Regions from separate parts of the Homo sapiens genome. Here region 2 is linked to region 1. A link is a contact called in ENCODE Hi-C data. All regions are on one chromosome and are shown on one strand. The core of a region is the stretch at or near the end of the contact, and the rest is flanking DNA. Distances in the headings are between cores, read along the strand shown. Region 1 has its middle 47 kb from the start of LINC02313. Region 2 has its middle 51 kb from the start of RNU6-8.

Region 1 (7,529 bases), core at 1,792-4,291:
TGTTTGACCGATGTTTTAAATCAGTTTTGCTCAAAAGTGCTTCAAAAATTATAATATGTGTTAGTTTAAAGACTCACAGTTAACGTGGAACCAAATATCACATGAGCGCTCTTTTTGTCCGGGGCTTCACAGGCAGATTCTCAAAGGAATCTGACAAATACAGTTGATGTGGCAGGTCCTGCACCACTCCTGGGCTGAGAGACTGTCACAGACACAAATGGCCAGAAATGCCATATGTAGGAGGCATGCTTGTCTTCCCAGTTAGGAGGACTGTCTGAGCTTGGGAGAAGGAATACACTGAGACAGCTATATTTAAAGCAAAGAGCCTGGCAGCAGACAATTATTTTGTTTGGCTCAGAAGCTGGGAGCTAAGTCTCTTGAAAGGTGTGTGATTAATCCCTTACATGTCCTCTTTAAGTTTCCTCTCAAGCCCAGGGTTTGTTTTCCTTTCTGGTCTCAAGAGTGTATAGTGGGGGATCCTGAGCTAAGCACACTGAAGGCCAGCATGGACCCTGATGATGTTCCTGGCTGTTGCCCTCAGTGCTCTGCAGAAAGCAAGCAACAACAAGAAACGTGGCAATGACCCCGGGAAGCCCACAGGAGCATTCAGCAGATCAGTCAGTCACTCTCACTCTGTGGCTTTCACAAGTGATAGCCCCTTTGGGCCTCAGCTTCCTTATCTCTAAATCTCAGTGTTATCAGGATCAAAATCTAGGTGACACATGGTGTGTGGAAAATTCTAGGTTTTAAGCTTATCAGGTAAGGGACTTTATCTTTTAGAGCAGGGATTGACAACTATGGTCCAGGGCCGAGTCCAGCTCACTGCCTGTTTTTTAATGAGCTACAATCTAAGAAGGGTGTTTACACTTTTAAATAGTTGGAACGAATCAAAAGAATAATAATATTTCATGACACGAAAATTATATGAAATTTTAATTTCAGTGTCTGTAAATTAAGTGTTTTACTGGAATACAGCCATTCTCATTGGTGGTTATATATTGCCTATGACTGCTTTAGTACAGTGACAGAGAAGCTGGGACAGAGACTACATGGTCCACAAAGCCTAAACACATTTTCTGTCACTTTACAGAAAGAGGTTGCCAACTTCTGTTTTTGAGCATGGAGCCTGGGTCACCCACACCTAGATTCAAATCATATACCCCTTCCGACCTGTGTGACCTTGGAAAACTATTTAACTTTTCTAAGCCCCAGTTTCCTCATCTGTAAAATGGATGAAAACAGTCTGTATCTCAAATAGTTGTTGGGAGAAATTGAATGAGATCATCATGAAGCACTATGGTGGTGATAAGCCCGCTCAGGCTTATCATAGTACTGTCTGGAACTAGAGTACATTTACTCACTTACTCACTCACTCACTCACCCACCCATCAGGAAATCCTTTTGGATTTAGCTTTAAAAACATATCCAGAGTCCTCCCTTTCTCTCTCCTCTGCCATTCCTACCACTCTGCTCTGAGGCACCCTATCATCTGTCACCTTGATTATTGCCTCATCCTTCTAACTGGTCTCTCTGCTCATTCTCCCAGAGCCTATTTTTAGTACAGCGACTAGAATGACCCTTTAAAAAGGTCAGGTCATGTCACTGCTCTGCTCAAACTGTCCAGTGGCTGACCATCTCACGCAGAGTAAAAGCTGAGGTCCTTATGATGGCTCACAACTCTCTACCTGCTGTGTCCCACCCTACTGCCTTTGACCTCCTTTCCTGTTACTCTCCCCATTACTCACGGTGCTCCAGCTGCAGGGCCTTTTTGCTGTCCTCAAATGCACCAGCAGTCTCTTGTCTAAGGCCTTTGTCTGGTCTGTCCCTTCCATCTGGATGCTCTCCCTCCAGATATCTCTGAGGCTAACTCTCTCAACTCCTTCAACTGTTTCCTCAAATTTCACTCTTTGAGGAGATCTATCTTGGCCACCCTGGTTAATCAGCACTGCTTACAATCAGAACTGTACCCTTCCAACATTCCAATATCCCTTGCCTTTTTACTTACTTATTTATTTTGTTTTTATTGTTTGTTCCCATTCAAATGTAAGCGCCATGAGGGCAGGAATTTTTGTCTCTTATGTTCAGTGATGTATCCCAAGCATCTAAAACAGTGCCTGGTAGGTACCCAATAAAATTTGGTGATTGATAGTTAATGATCTAATATTTTATAATACAATAGTTTTTCCCCCAGACCCAGAATCTGCCTCTCATTGAGTCTGCCAGGAATCTGACCACCTTCTCGAAAACCTTTGAACCAATGGCTTAGAGTCTATAAAGGAAACTGTGGGGGAAAACTTCTTCCTCCTCAGGGAAATCTGAGAAAGGCCAAACTGCACCCCAGCAACAGCTGTACCCTCTGGTACAGAAATGACTGCGGTTCCTGCTCACTGAAGGAGGATAATCCAGCATCAGACTATTCAAACTCTTTCACTTGCTTTGTTTTTGTGCCAGTATTATTGACAAGATCTGCATAACTTGAGCAAAGGAGTGGAGAAAGACAAACCTCAATAGCAGTGATTTTCCACCTTGCATAAAAGATCTGGCAGGAAAAAGAGTTTGAAATATTGACAAGAATTAGGGGTAGAGTCTGTGAGTTATCCCATTTACCCCAGATAATGGTGGGGTCATATTATCATCACCTCTAGGAAGGATGAAAGAAAACTGTGATCTCCTCAGGTTCTGTACCCTACCAAGCACACCACAGGTACATCATACACATCAATCTCAAGAAGGAGGCCATCGCTCACTCACAGACACTCAGTTCCCAGTTGTCATGCAGTAAGGAATCCTGTCAATATTAACAGGAGACATCCCCAAGGCTCTACTCCTCTGGCATATGTTCCATGAGAGACGGCTGTGGTCAGAGTCATCATAAAGTGTTAAGTACATATGAATCATAAATAGTGATGAATAGCCACATTATAAATTGTGCAAGCCTTGTTTTACTGGGATAAGATTTATACCTAAAGATACTGGAAGTGAAGTCTCCCTCTACCCTTTTAAGACCTCAGAATACTTGGCAATAAACAAAGAAAGGAAGTGGCCTGGAGAATTTATTGAGCAAAGCCCTTGACTAGACACAGCTTAGGTCATTCCTAGTGCTTCTCTCTATATAAGGCAGAGTAGGCTCCCAAGGTGATGCATGGACTCTTTCTTCATCTTCCTCAAGTGTTCTGTTCTTTTTCAATTTGGTATTTAAGGAAAGGAGCGGGGGAAGGAAGATTCTTAAGGGAGAGCGGAGTGTAGACTGCATTTCTGGGCTTCTCTTTAGAACCTGCATGTTTGAGGTAAAGCTTGAATGCTTCTAATGAATATAGAATTATTTACTGATGTAGAGCAGGCATCTACAATATTTTTCCAACCATCACTTTCGTGAGTGTGCTTAAAAAAAAAAGAAAAAGAAAAAAATAAGCCAAGCTGTTGCTCCTCCCTGCTCCTGCCTAGTCAGAACATAAGGAACAAAATAAGTGAAATCTTCATGCTTTATAATGCCCTCTCGGCAGTGCCCCCTTCACCCTGGGCCAGTGAGTCTATTTGCAAAGCTTATTTAAGATGAAAAGTGAAATGCAGTGAACAAGCTGTGTTCCTCTGCCTTGATGAATATTTTCTAAGGGAACTTTGACCAGTCTCAAACTTCTTCACAAATTCAAGAGGAAAAGGCATCAGGCTTCTAAATGGCCTGGATCAGGTTTCCATAGTAGCTTGGTTAGACAACAGACCTTTTTCCAAGAGTTATGCAGATCTTGTCAATAATGCTGGTGCAAAAACAAGAAAGCCAACAATGAGGTCTTGTTCATTTTGAGCTGAGTCATGAAAAATCGTGCACTAAAACCATCCTTGGAGAAAGACCTGATTGGTAAAACAACAGCCACTAAACTTGGAAGGAATTTCTGAAAGGAAATGTTACCCTGAAACGTACTCTGAAAGCCATTTAAAGCGATGAGAGATTTAAGAAAAATAATTTGACACCACACTTCTCAACCTCATAAAACATTTTAGAAATGAACTCATTAAAATAATTTACAGCAGGAACTAGTCTCTTAAGTCTCAATGGACAGTCTGTCTGACATCACGGTCCCATTTGTATGATTCATTTTTTTAAAAAGGCATTCTTGCCAGACCATTAAAAAGTAAAACAATTAATTACTTTTATGATAGTTGGTTGCCTTCTAGTTCCTCGTTTTTCTCTTCCGGGAACATTATCACTCATGCAGCCTTGCCTGGTATTTCTCCCAACACATAACAGAATGCTCTCTGTACATAAATACAGACCATCCAAAACCTGCAAAATGAAGCCCTTATTTCTCTGGGCATTACAAATTTCATACTGTTCCTATCTGGTGTTGCTTACAGTTTTTGTCTTCTGCTTCAGGATCTCTTCACAGCAAGCAATTATTCAAACTGACCTGCAATACCATTACACCAAATGTCACCATTTATCCCAACAAATAGGAAAGCATTCGTTAAGAACAGAGCTGTTTTCATTGGTCCCCTCTGAAAGGAGACAGTGAGAAGGTTGTGGTGATGCAGAGTAAAGGATTAGGAAATTATTCCTTCGGAGACTGTTTATCTGCCTCTACCTCCAGGGAAAAGTCAGATGCTATCTCATTCAAAGCAAGTCTGGTTTTCATTTTGCAACCCCTTCCTTCTCCCTTCCTAATCTTCTTTATAATTAGAGAAAAAGTAGAAAACCACCGCTGTTGTATGTTTTTTAATTGCTTACTATAATTATTATGACAACAATTGCTGGGTGGATTTCCATCTCTGATGTTTCACCACAATGAAGAAAACAAATCCTCTTATGAACATGATCTCATTAGTTCCCATAATGACACATTATTCTGACACGAAGCGAGGTCTAAGAACTTCAATACTCACTCTCTTTACAGATGGGGAAAGTGAGTCAAAATTCTGGGAAGCAGCAAAGCAATTATCCAAGCTGGAATTAAAGCCTAGCGTTCTAAATGCTCATTTAGTGCTAGTGCTACCCACAATGATTCTACATTTTATAAGCAGGGAATAAATAAATAAATATAAGCAGGATCAGCCAGGATGAAGTGAAAATAAAAATAATTCCATGGAGTTTTAACAGCTTTTCTGTAACTTTTGACTGCAGCTCTTTGCCTGAAGTGTAACATACAAAACCAAAAGAGAGTAAAACAGAGCATACTGAAATCTTGACACCTCTCAAAGAACTAGATGGTTTACCCTTTTACATAGGAAGCAAATAAAGGAGAAACTGTCAATGACTGATGGGAACACAGTACAAAATTTAAGTTAGTGGTTTATTTTTAAAGCTTGTATAATATGGACTACAAAGGGCATTTTTGAGCCATGCAAAGGTCACCCACACACTAGTCCCTTCAAACTAGCTTTTTCTTTGAGATGAACCTTCGGTTTGATCTCCTCCATGAAGCCTTCTTTGACTTCTATAGCCTGGAGTAATTTCTATCTTGGCTTAATTCCTACAGCGCTTTTCACCTAAACCGTGATTCTAGTTAGACTGTATTTCACTATATGAGACGAAAACCAAACACTAAAACCATCTCAAGTAAAAAGAGAGTTATTGAAAGGATACTGTAGACTATTATAGGAATTTAATATTAGAAGCACAAAGAAGACTGAACTGGAAAATTCTCAGGTAGAATTCTATAGTTTTCCCTCTGCCTCTGGAATATTGCTATTTCTCTTGGTGTATCTACCCTAGTCTCTCTGAAGACTGCTCACCTATGGTTCTTACTCCTTCATAGCCACAACTTGGCCATGACTTTGGCTTGACCTAGTGCCCATTCCATTGCCAACTCGACATGATCTTACTGGCCAAACATCTACTACCAACTGACTGCAATCTCTGAGCCTCTTAATTCAAATCCTTAGTGGGAAATCTCACTGGTTAAGCCCTATCTATAGGTTGGTACCCTTTGGGTTAGGCATCCGATTTTAGTCCAGCTTCTGTGACTTGGGTGTGTGTGGGGAATCGTGTTTGATGCAGAGGTGCCCCTCCAGCTAGAAGGGGAAGGTAAGCCAGTCTTGCCTCATCTATTTGTTCCGACCAGGCTTAGTATATAATCATATTCTGCCTTGCCTTCATATTTAACTCGTTTTCTATGTGTGACCTGTCTTTCCTGATACAACAAAAGCCTCTTGATCTCAGGCCCTGCCTTATTTTCTTTATGCCACTTTCAGAGCCTTATAAATGGGTTATCAAGAATATTTGTGGAACTGATTTTATCTTTAAGAAATACAAAATGTAGACTCTACTTAGCTATTTGATGAGTGAATTAATGGTGTTACATTTTCAATTGCAATATTTTAAAAATATTTATTAAAGAAGATCACAGATAACCATATTTTTCTTTATAGAAGTTTTGTCTTCTCATTGGCAAGCATCACATACAAGCAAGTATGTGTGTGTGTGTGTGTGTTTAACCATATTTCAAAAATAGTTTTAAGATAATGTGTTCAGAGACTTTAGCGTCCCACAATGACAGAATAATGGACACCTGACTTTCCTTCCCACTAAAATAAACTATAACAATGAACAAAATATACGAGGCCATTGTTTTTGGAAAAAGAAAAACAGTCATCTATATTAGGCTGTTCTTGCATTGCTATAAAGAAATACAGAGACTGAATAATTTATAAGAAAAGAGGTTTAATTGGCTCACAGTTCTGCAGGCTGCTTAAAAATTTCCACTGCCAGATACCCTAAATCATCACTCTTAAGTTCAAACTCCCACAGATCCCTGGAGCATGAATAGAATGCAGCCAAGCACTTTGCTGAAGCCTAACACACATGACCTTTGCTCTAGTTCACAAATAAGTTCCTCATTTCCATCTGGGACCTCATCCGTTTGGCCTTCATTGTCCATGTCACTATCAGCATTTTGGTCACAATCATTTAACCAGTCTCTAAGAAGTTGCAAACTTTCCCTTATTTTCCCTTCTTCTGCTGAGCCCTCCAAACTCTTCTAATCTCTGCTCATTACCCAGTTCCAAAGCTGCTTCCACATTTTGAGGTATCTTCATAGCAACGCTCCATTCCTTAGTACCAATTTTCTGTGTAGACCACTCTTGTGTTGCTATAAAGAAATACCTGAGACTGGATAATTTATTTAAAAAAAAAAACAACAGGTTTAACTGACTCACAGTTTTGTAGGCTATACAGGAAGCACAGCACCAACATTTGCTTCTGGGGAGGCCACAGAAGCTTACAATCATGACAGAAGGTGAAGGGGGAGCAGGCGGCTCACATGGCTTGAGTGGGAGTAAGAGAAAGAGAGAGTGGGAGATGCCACACACTTTTAAACAACCAGATCTCATGTGAACTCATTCATCACCAAAGGAATGAAGCTAAGCCATTCTGAGGGATCTGCCCCCATGATCCAAATACCTCTCACCAGGCCCCACCTCCAACACTGGGGATTACATTTCACATGAGATTTGGTGAGGAGACAGGTCTAAACCATATCAGCATCATAGGACTGTAATTCCTGACAGAAGGGAAACATGAGATGAGCCCCACAATT
Region 2 (7,529 bases), core at 2,026-4,525, 260 kb before region 1:
AATTTCAGTAATTTTTAAAATCTCTGTAAGTTGGCTGGCCACAGTGGCCCACACCTGTAATCCCAGCACTTTGGGAGGCCAAGGTGGGCAGATCATGAGGTCAAGAGATGACCATCCTGGCCAACATGGTGAAACCTCGTCTCTACTGAAAATACAAAAATTAGCTGGGCGTGGTGGCACGCGCCTGTAATCCCAGCTACTTGGGAGGCTGAGGTAGGAGAATCACTTGAACCAGGGAGGTGGAGGTTGCAGCGAGCCAATATCGCGCCACTGCACTACAGCCTGGCGACACAGCAAGACTCCGTCTCAAAAAAAAAAAAAAAAAATCTCTGAAAGTCACTCTCTCCTCATCTGAAAAAAATGGGAATATACCTATCTCACAAGAAATAATAAAATAAAATAATACATGTAAAGTGTTTTGGCATTAAGTAAGTTGTTAACATCTGTGTTATCCTTATTACCAGTAGAACAATGAATTGAGAAAAAGGGAGACAGGAAAGTCATTCTTGATCTGTGATTCTATTTCTCAAGTTTTAAAATAGGAACGTGAGTATTCTACCCATTTACCTTTACCCATGAGTTCTTTACCATTTACCTGAGATGACAGAAGTGAATTTCATTAGGACAGAAATACAAGATGATGTCATTAATTAGGCTATCACCTGAGGAAACCAAGATACTATCATTAACAAAAGGCTATCACCTGAGGAAAGATGGCCTTGATATTTGTCTGCTTTCTAATTTTCTTATTACATGAGAATTCGCACTTTCAGTTTGTATTTGTCACGTGCTGAGATTTTAAAATGATATCAAAATGTCTCTATAAAGAAATAAATTTTTAAGAAAAGGAAAAACCAACAGGTGATGAAAAATGAAGCCTCCACATGGCAAGACTTTGCTGAGTCACTAGGCAAACTTTGATCAGGTCAACCTCAGTGAAAAAGAATTTAAACTGACCTAAATCTATCAGAAATGAGATCTCTTTTCTCCCCCTCTGGGGAAAAAACAAAACAAACAAACAAACAAACAAACACCAAAACGGGCCAGGCGCGGTGGCTCACGCCTGTAATCCCAGCACTTTGGGAGGCCGAGGCGGGCAGATTACCTGAGGTCAGGAGTCCAAGACCACCCTGGCCAACATGGTGAAACTCCATCTCTACTAAAAAAATACATAAAAATTAGCCGGGCATGGTGGCACACGCCTGTAAACCCAGCTACTCGGGAGGCTGAGGCAGGAGAATTGCTTGAGCCCAGGAGAGGGAGTTTGCAGTGAGCCGAGATCGTGCCACTGCACTCCAGCCTGGCTGACAGAGCAAGACTCTGTCTCAAAAAAATAAATAAATAAATAAATAACCAAAAAAAACCTAAAACCAAAACAAACACATTTTCTTACCAAAGTTCTGATGCAAAAGCTAACAACCCCACAGTGTTTCATTTTTGTTGAAAAAAAAAATTCTACAGTTTATTACCTTTCCTTGAAAATAATATATACAAGGTCTTAAATATTTACCAGATGATGCAGATCTGCCAGGGTTTTCAGCCAAGTTTCAAAGTTTTATGAAGTCACTTCTTGGACATATTTCTAACAATCTGGCCCATGAAAATTAACCGGGGAAGATATTTCCACCTTCTTCACATGGCCTTGAGCTCACAGTCTCTGTGTGTGCCCATAAGAAACCCACACCCTATAATCATAAATGTCCTAGCTCATTCAAAAGCAATTGTTACTACTGATAAATAAATACACACAAACAAAAGTTTATTCTTTGGGAACATTCATTTCCAGTGAAGACACCATGTGTTCTGGCTTCAGTACAAACTCATTTTCCCAGCCTCTACCTACTTAGATCTCAACTATCTGTTCTCTTTAAATATCTTCTCAAAAATAAATCTCAGTTCAGGTTTTCTACACTAGCAATTTTCAATTTAGACTCCATAAAGCCAAACACAAAACCTGTCTCAATCAGAGTAGATCCACATTTTTTCTTTAAACTTTACAATTTATTTAAATTGAGGCTGTAAAACATTTTTTAAAAATAATATTCTTCTGTAATTATATCCCTTAATACAGAAGTCTGTTTCATTACTTCAGTTGATAAAATTATTTAAATTAATCATAGATATTAAAATGTCTTATTCCCATTTAAAAATCTTTCAAAATTATTGTGTGCCTCTGAGAAATTTCAAATAACAGGGAGGCTGAGCCTCCACATCCTCTCCCAGTTGCCTTGAGGGTCTGGCTGCCAAAAATCTAAGTCTTGCCCATGGGAGTCCCACATACACATCCATCCAGGAAGGTCACATTCCATCCAGAACTCCAGAGGAACAAAATGATCCAAAGGGGTGCAAAATCAGGCCAACCATTTACTCTAGACCAAAATTTATCTATAAAACAGTGACCCAGTTAGTGAAGAAACATTATCCTCATTCCACCACACTATTATTTTTGTGTTTCTATGTGGGTCACAGCACAGAAAAATCCATGGAGAATTTGACAGGGAAAATAAGGAAGTTACAACTGAGGATTGTTGACCCCACTTTTCTGCCTAAGTTGTCAAATAAAGGGAAAGGTAAGACTGACCACAGGGAGTAGCAAACTGCATTTGGCCAGACTTTGGTATTTTACAGATAGGAAAATATATTAAAAGAATTAGGGAACTGATTTACATTTGCTTTTTCTTTTGCCAAGCAAATATACGTTTACAGTGATAACCCTCATCTCTCAGAATCATTCTGTAAAAATGCATTTTAACACTAAAAAGGAGGGAGACTATAATCTCAGGAAAAAAAGGCCATTCTTTTCCTGAATAGGTCAGTTGGCCCTCTTATAGATGTCACAACAAAGGTGGCCACCCTGCCCCCTACTTTGGATTTAATGTTTTGTTTTGTTTCCACTTTGAACCAGTTTAAAGTATTTCAAGGCGATCCCAGTCAACATACTGGATACTCAGAGGAATGAGGCCAGCGCATGATGTGAGCGGGGCTCACAGAGCAGCCTGGGCCTGAGCAGGGCTCACAGAGCAGCCTGGGCCTGAGCGGGGCTCACAGAGCAGCCTGGGCCTGAGCGGGGCTCACAGAGTAGCCTGGGCCTGAGGTGGCTGGCCGTGAGCTCAGCAGGCTGAAGGGGAAATCCCTGTGGGATAACTCTAGTTGCCAATTAGGGAGATCCAACAGAAAACCAAGCACACCACAGCATTTTGTGAGTTTTCCTGTACTCTGCCCAGTCCTAGAAGAGGGCTGAAGGAGCCAGATTACACACCCTCCCCTGCTTTGCCAGCCAGCTTCCCAAGCGTGGTGATCCTTCTCCAGCAGGTGGCAGAACACACACATAGAAAATTACAAAGCTACCCAAGGTTTCTGTCTTTCGGTTGGTCCATTGTGTTACTTCTTTAAAAGTTAGCCATGTATAGTAAGAAATTTTGCAAACAAAAAACCTACTCATATTCCATCCTGGAATCCTGTTTACACAGGTACTTTGGTCTTCACAGGGAGGCTGAAACCTGCAAAGAGGAGGACCACAAAATAAAGAAAATCCTGGCCAATAAACTATGAATACCAGAACCCACATCTTCCAGCTGTTAAAGAACCCAGCAAATAACTCCTGCATTTCACTTTGTCGCCCACACTGGAGTGCAGTGGCATGATCGCAGCTCACTGCAGCCTCAACCTCCCGGACTCAAGAGATCCTCCCACCTCAGCCTCCTGTGTAGCTGGGACTACAAGTGTGTGCCACCACTCTCGACTAATTTTGTATAATTTTTGTAGTGATGAGGTCTCACTATGTTGCCTAGGCTGGTCTCAAATTCCTGGTCTCAAACAATCCTCCTGTCTCAGCCTCTCAAAGTGCTGGCATTACAGGCTTGAGCCACCGCACCCGGCCTCCTGCATTTCTAAAATTTCTAAACCCAATGAAAACTTTCACTAATCTTCATCACATGCACCTATAAGGGTGTAGTTACAAATTGTCTTTTCTAAAGAAACCCATGGATTTTACATTGCCTCTTTCCAAGGAGAAAAGTCATACAGTATCCAAAGTTACACAACGGGTCAGGAGAACAGCCCAGAATACCTGTCAGTGTCTCTCGATTGAAGTGTTTATTCACAGAAGCAAAGTCATGTTTAAAGCTGAAAAAGTATTTCCTAAAATATACTCTAGTTGAATATTTCAGGTACAATAGTAAGTAGGTCACTTGCTCTCTAGGATTCAAAGAATATGGGCCTGCATTACTCTGTTTCTGCCCTGAACAGGAAAGTTAAAAGGAAACACTGCACAACAAGAAAATCCACAGCACACAGCTATTTAAGCAGCTGTGGCTTGGGGGTCAGGTCTATCACTGAAAGCTTTATAGATAATCTTCAAAACTAATTTGACCCACAAAAGTAAAACCAACTGGGCTTTCCCAAAAAATCTGCAAAAACCATATTCATAGTATCACCCTCCCTTCCAGATAATTTATAGTCAGAAATTGAACCCAAGAATAAATGCCCTAGAAATATTTTTTTAAATAGCCTAAATTTGACTGTCAAATCATGTTCCTTCTCCATGTTTTTTTTCAGTGTCTAATCTGGTCCTACTCCTACCCCCAAATAATTTTCCAGGGGTCCCAGGGGTGCCCCATGCTCTACACACCTTCTTTTTTTTTTTTTTTTTTTGAGATGGAGTTTCGCTCTTGTTACCCAGGCTGGAGTGCGATGGCACAATCTTGGCTCACTGCAACTTCCGCCTCCCGAGTTCAAGCAATTCCCCTGTCTCAGCCTCCCAAGTAGCTGGGATTACAAGCATGCACCACCACGCCCGGCTAATTTTGTGTTTGTAGTAGAGACGGGGTTTCTCCATGTTGGTCAGGCTGGTCTCAAACTCCTGACCCCAGATGATCCGCCTGCCTCGGCCTCCCAAAGTGCTGGGATTACAGGTGTGAGCCACCGCACCCGGTCCTACATCTTCTTGGATGCTATCTGCCACACAAAATAGAATAAGAGCTAGAAGGGACCTGACAGGAATACAGCTACTTCTATAGATAAGGAAAACTTGGTCCTGAAACAAACTCACCAAGGCTACAGCTTGCTAGTCCCAATATTGTAATTCCACCCCCCAGTGTCCCATCCCTCTAGGTCTCATCAGGTCATTCATTTTCACTAGAAGTAAGTGTAGGTCAAAGCAACTGGATTCATTACTACTCCTCTCAGAAAACAACTAACAAGGGGTTTTGGTTGAGAAATTTCAGAAAAAAACTGGTTGGTTGGTGGGGAACAATTTTGAACGATGGGTACTTTCCATGTCCTCAAATCACATTCTGCCTGTAAATAAATCACACTTCAAAAATACAAACATAAGAACTGATCTGTAGTGACCCGCTTATTGGCAACTGTAAAGAATGTAAGCTGCATGAGGAGAGAAACTCTGTTTTATTCACATCTGTATTTCCAGTATGTAGAATAGAAGCTGGCACTGAATAGCAGCTCAACAGCAAATATTCGTTAAATGAACAAAATGAAGAAAGCATCCCTCTTTTCTTCTCTCTATAGTCCATCCCCACCCCCATTTTGTTCTCTTAAGGTCTAGTTTCCTTAATCAAAACTATGTTCTGAGGTAAATATCTACCTGTCATTTATACTTTCGTAGCCTTTAAGTCACTGCTTGGAGTGTTTGGAATTTCAGTTTCACATCTAACAAAAGGCTTTGAACCCCCATCGCAGGTCTCCAGTCTCAGCCAACAATGGAAGGCCTTTGTGGCCAGGCCTTTCTGCACATATGGCCAAGATTTGGATTCTTTGGAAGAATAGCAAACTATTCATTGGAACAGCTCCCTTCCCCAGTGACCTCTTGATTCCCTCCTGTGGCTCTCCTTAGCCTTCATATCCTTGTAAAGTAATCTAAAACCCTATCTTCCTGCTGTCTTTATCTTCCTTTCTCAGCTGTCAAAACCTGGAAGACATGCTGCTGTTGCATATTTAGCCTCAACTATATTGTTTAATAAATGCCAAGTTGCCAGTTTCTCACACTCCACTCTATGAAGCCAGAACACCTCACCTTACTGAGTTAACCAGGAACCCATGCTCACCCTATAATACACTAGGGGGTGCTGTTGCTATATCCAGACCCAGTTGCTGTAGCCCGACTGGAAACAGGAAAAGGAAACAAGGGAGCCTTCAGGGTCCTGAGAGACATTTCTAGATGGGCCACTCTCTGCACAAGCCCTCAGCACAGTTCCTCAGAAGCAAAGAACATTATACCTTACCAAGCCACACAATTCCAGAATGAAGTTCACAAATGGTACAAAAAGAAGGGAGGGCTGAAGATCTCCAAGCGAAAGGCTTTATTGTAAGACTCATTAACATACATGGGCCTACACAATCATATTTATGCCAGCTGCTAGATGTGAATAATTAATGCTCACCCTGCTACCAGTTAAAACTCTGTTTAGACAATCAAGTGGCAAATACTGTCAGGCAGAATCGGATACAACAAATGCAATCATAACAGGCGAGAAATACTTGAGTTTATCACTGATTTTCACAATCATCTTTCCTTGTATGTGATATCTAAGACTTTGGGAATGAAAGTTTTATATACAAACAAATGAGTATCCACCTCTCTCAGCCCGCGGCTTGGCTGCTGCACAAAGCTTCCAAGCTGCCAGGGAAGCCTCCTTGGCCTCACTTAACTCTTTGCTGAAATGACTGGTAGACCCCATATGACAGAGAAAGCTCTCACATACATCAAAAAGGCTTTTGGCCTTTCAAATTTCTGAATAAGTCATCATGAAAAAAGAAATATTTTGTTGGGTTTGTGGATTTTTTTAAGATAAGTTTTAAAATGTGCATTTTAAAAAAATTATCTGAACGAGACCCTCACCTAACAGTGTGAACGTTAAACATTCCCACACAGAGAAGAATGGATCTCCACCAAGGGAAATATGTCTGGTATTAATCCAAGAAGAAACAATCTAGCTCACCCTCCCTGCCCCACAAGCTAGGGTTTCATACCCTTTGTGGTATGATTTGCAGTACTCCTCACAAAATGCTAGTAAGAACTCATTAATGCTAACAATTGAATTGGAACTATCTTTGGCTCCAAAAGCAACCCAGCCAAGCTAGAAACTTGAAGGATCCCAAAGTAAATCAAGAGGAACTAAGACAAAGGTGCCATTCTAGGGCCAATCTTCACAGAATGGTTTCCCTTTTGCCCTGAATCCCATCCCTAAAAGAGACCGAATCCCAGCTGTAGCTGCATCATACTTTCAAATGAAATGCAAGGCATTTCTGAGCCCAGGTTTTTCCACAACGACTAGATTGACATTTCCACATAAAGCTCTACAAACGAGGATTAATATGTCACACTTAATAAAGAGTCAAGGGAACTTATGGCTCTCAACATAATTTCTGCCTTCAGATACCCAAAAGATACACTCCATCAGCTACCAGGGCTGATTACTTCAGTTACATAACCCAGGCCCACACTAACCTAGAGAGCAGATTACAATGGGGGAGGTTGGTGGGTGTGCTGGAAGGTATCGTTTGAAAAAATC

What was found. Hi-C counts contacts between places; a loop is a spot of excess contacts on that map. Pooled maps may share reads with other maps.
Region 2: a loop to region 1 is called in a map of sigmoid colon, with 3 times the contacts of the local background. The contact joins two enhancer-like sites. A Hi-C loop is called at or near these places in 4 of 168 maps with a recorded cell type or tissue (MCF 10A, PC-3, sigmoid colon and 1 more) and 6 of 50 pooled maps.

The regions. Positions count from the first base shown.
Region 1 is chr14:31,987,688-31,995,216 of GRCh38, reverse strand. No RefSeq gene overlaps it. Among named protein-coding and RNA genes, the nearest start is that of LINC02313, 47 kb to the right of the region's middle. Within about 2 kb of position 3,041, at least 3 of the 41 ENCODE cell types and tissues checked have a DNase peak (open chromatin) inside an H3K27ac peak, as active enhancers do.
Region 2 is chr14:32,250,822-32,258,350 of GRCh38, reverse strand. No RefSeq gene overlaps it. Among named protein-coding and RNA genes, the nearest start is that of RNU6-8, 51 kb to the right of the region's middle. Within about 2 kb of position 3,275, at least 14 of the 41 ENCODE cell types and tissues checked have a DNase peak (open chromatin) inside an H3K27ac peak, as active enhancers do.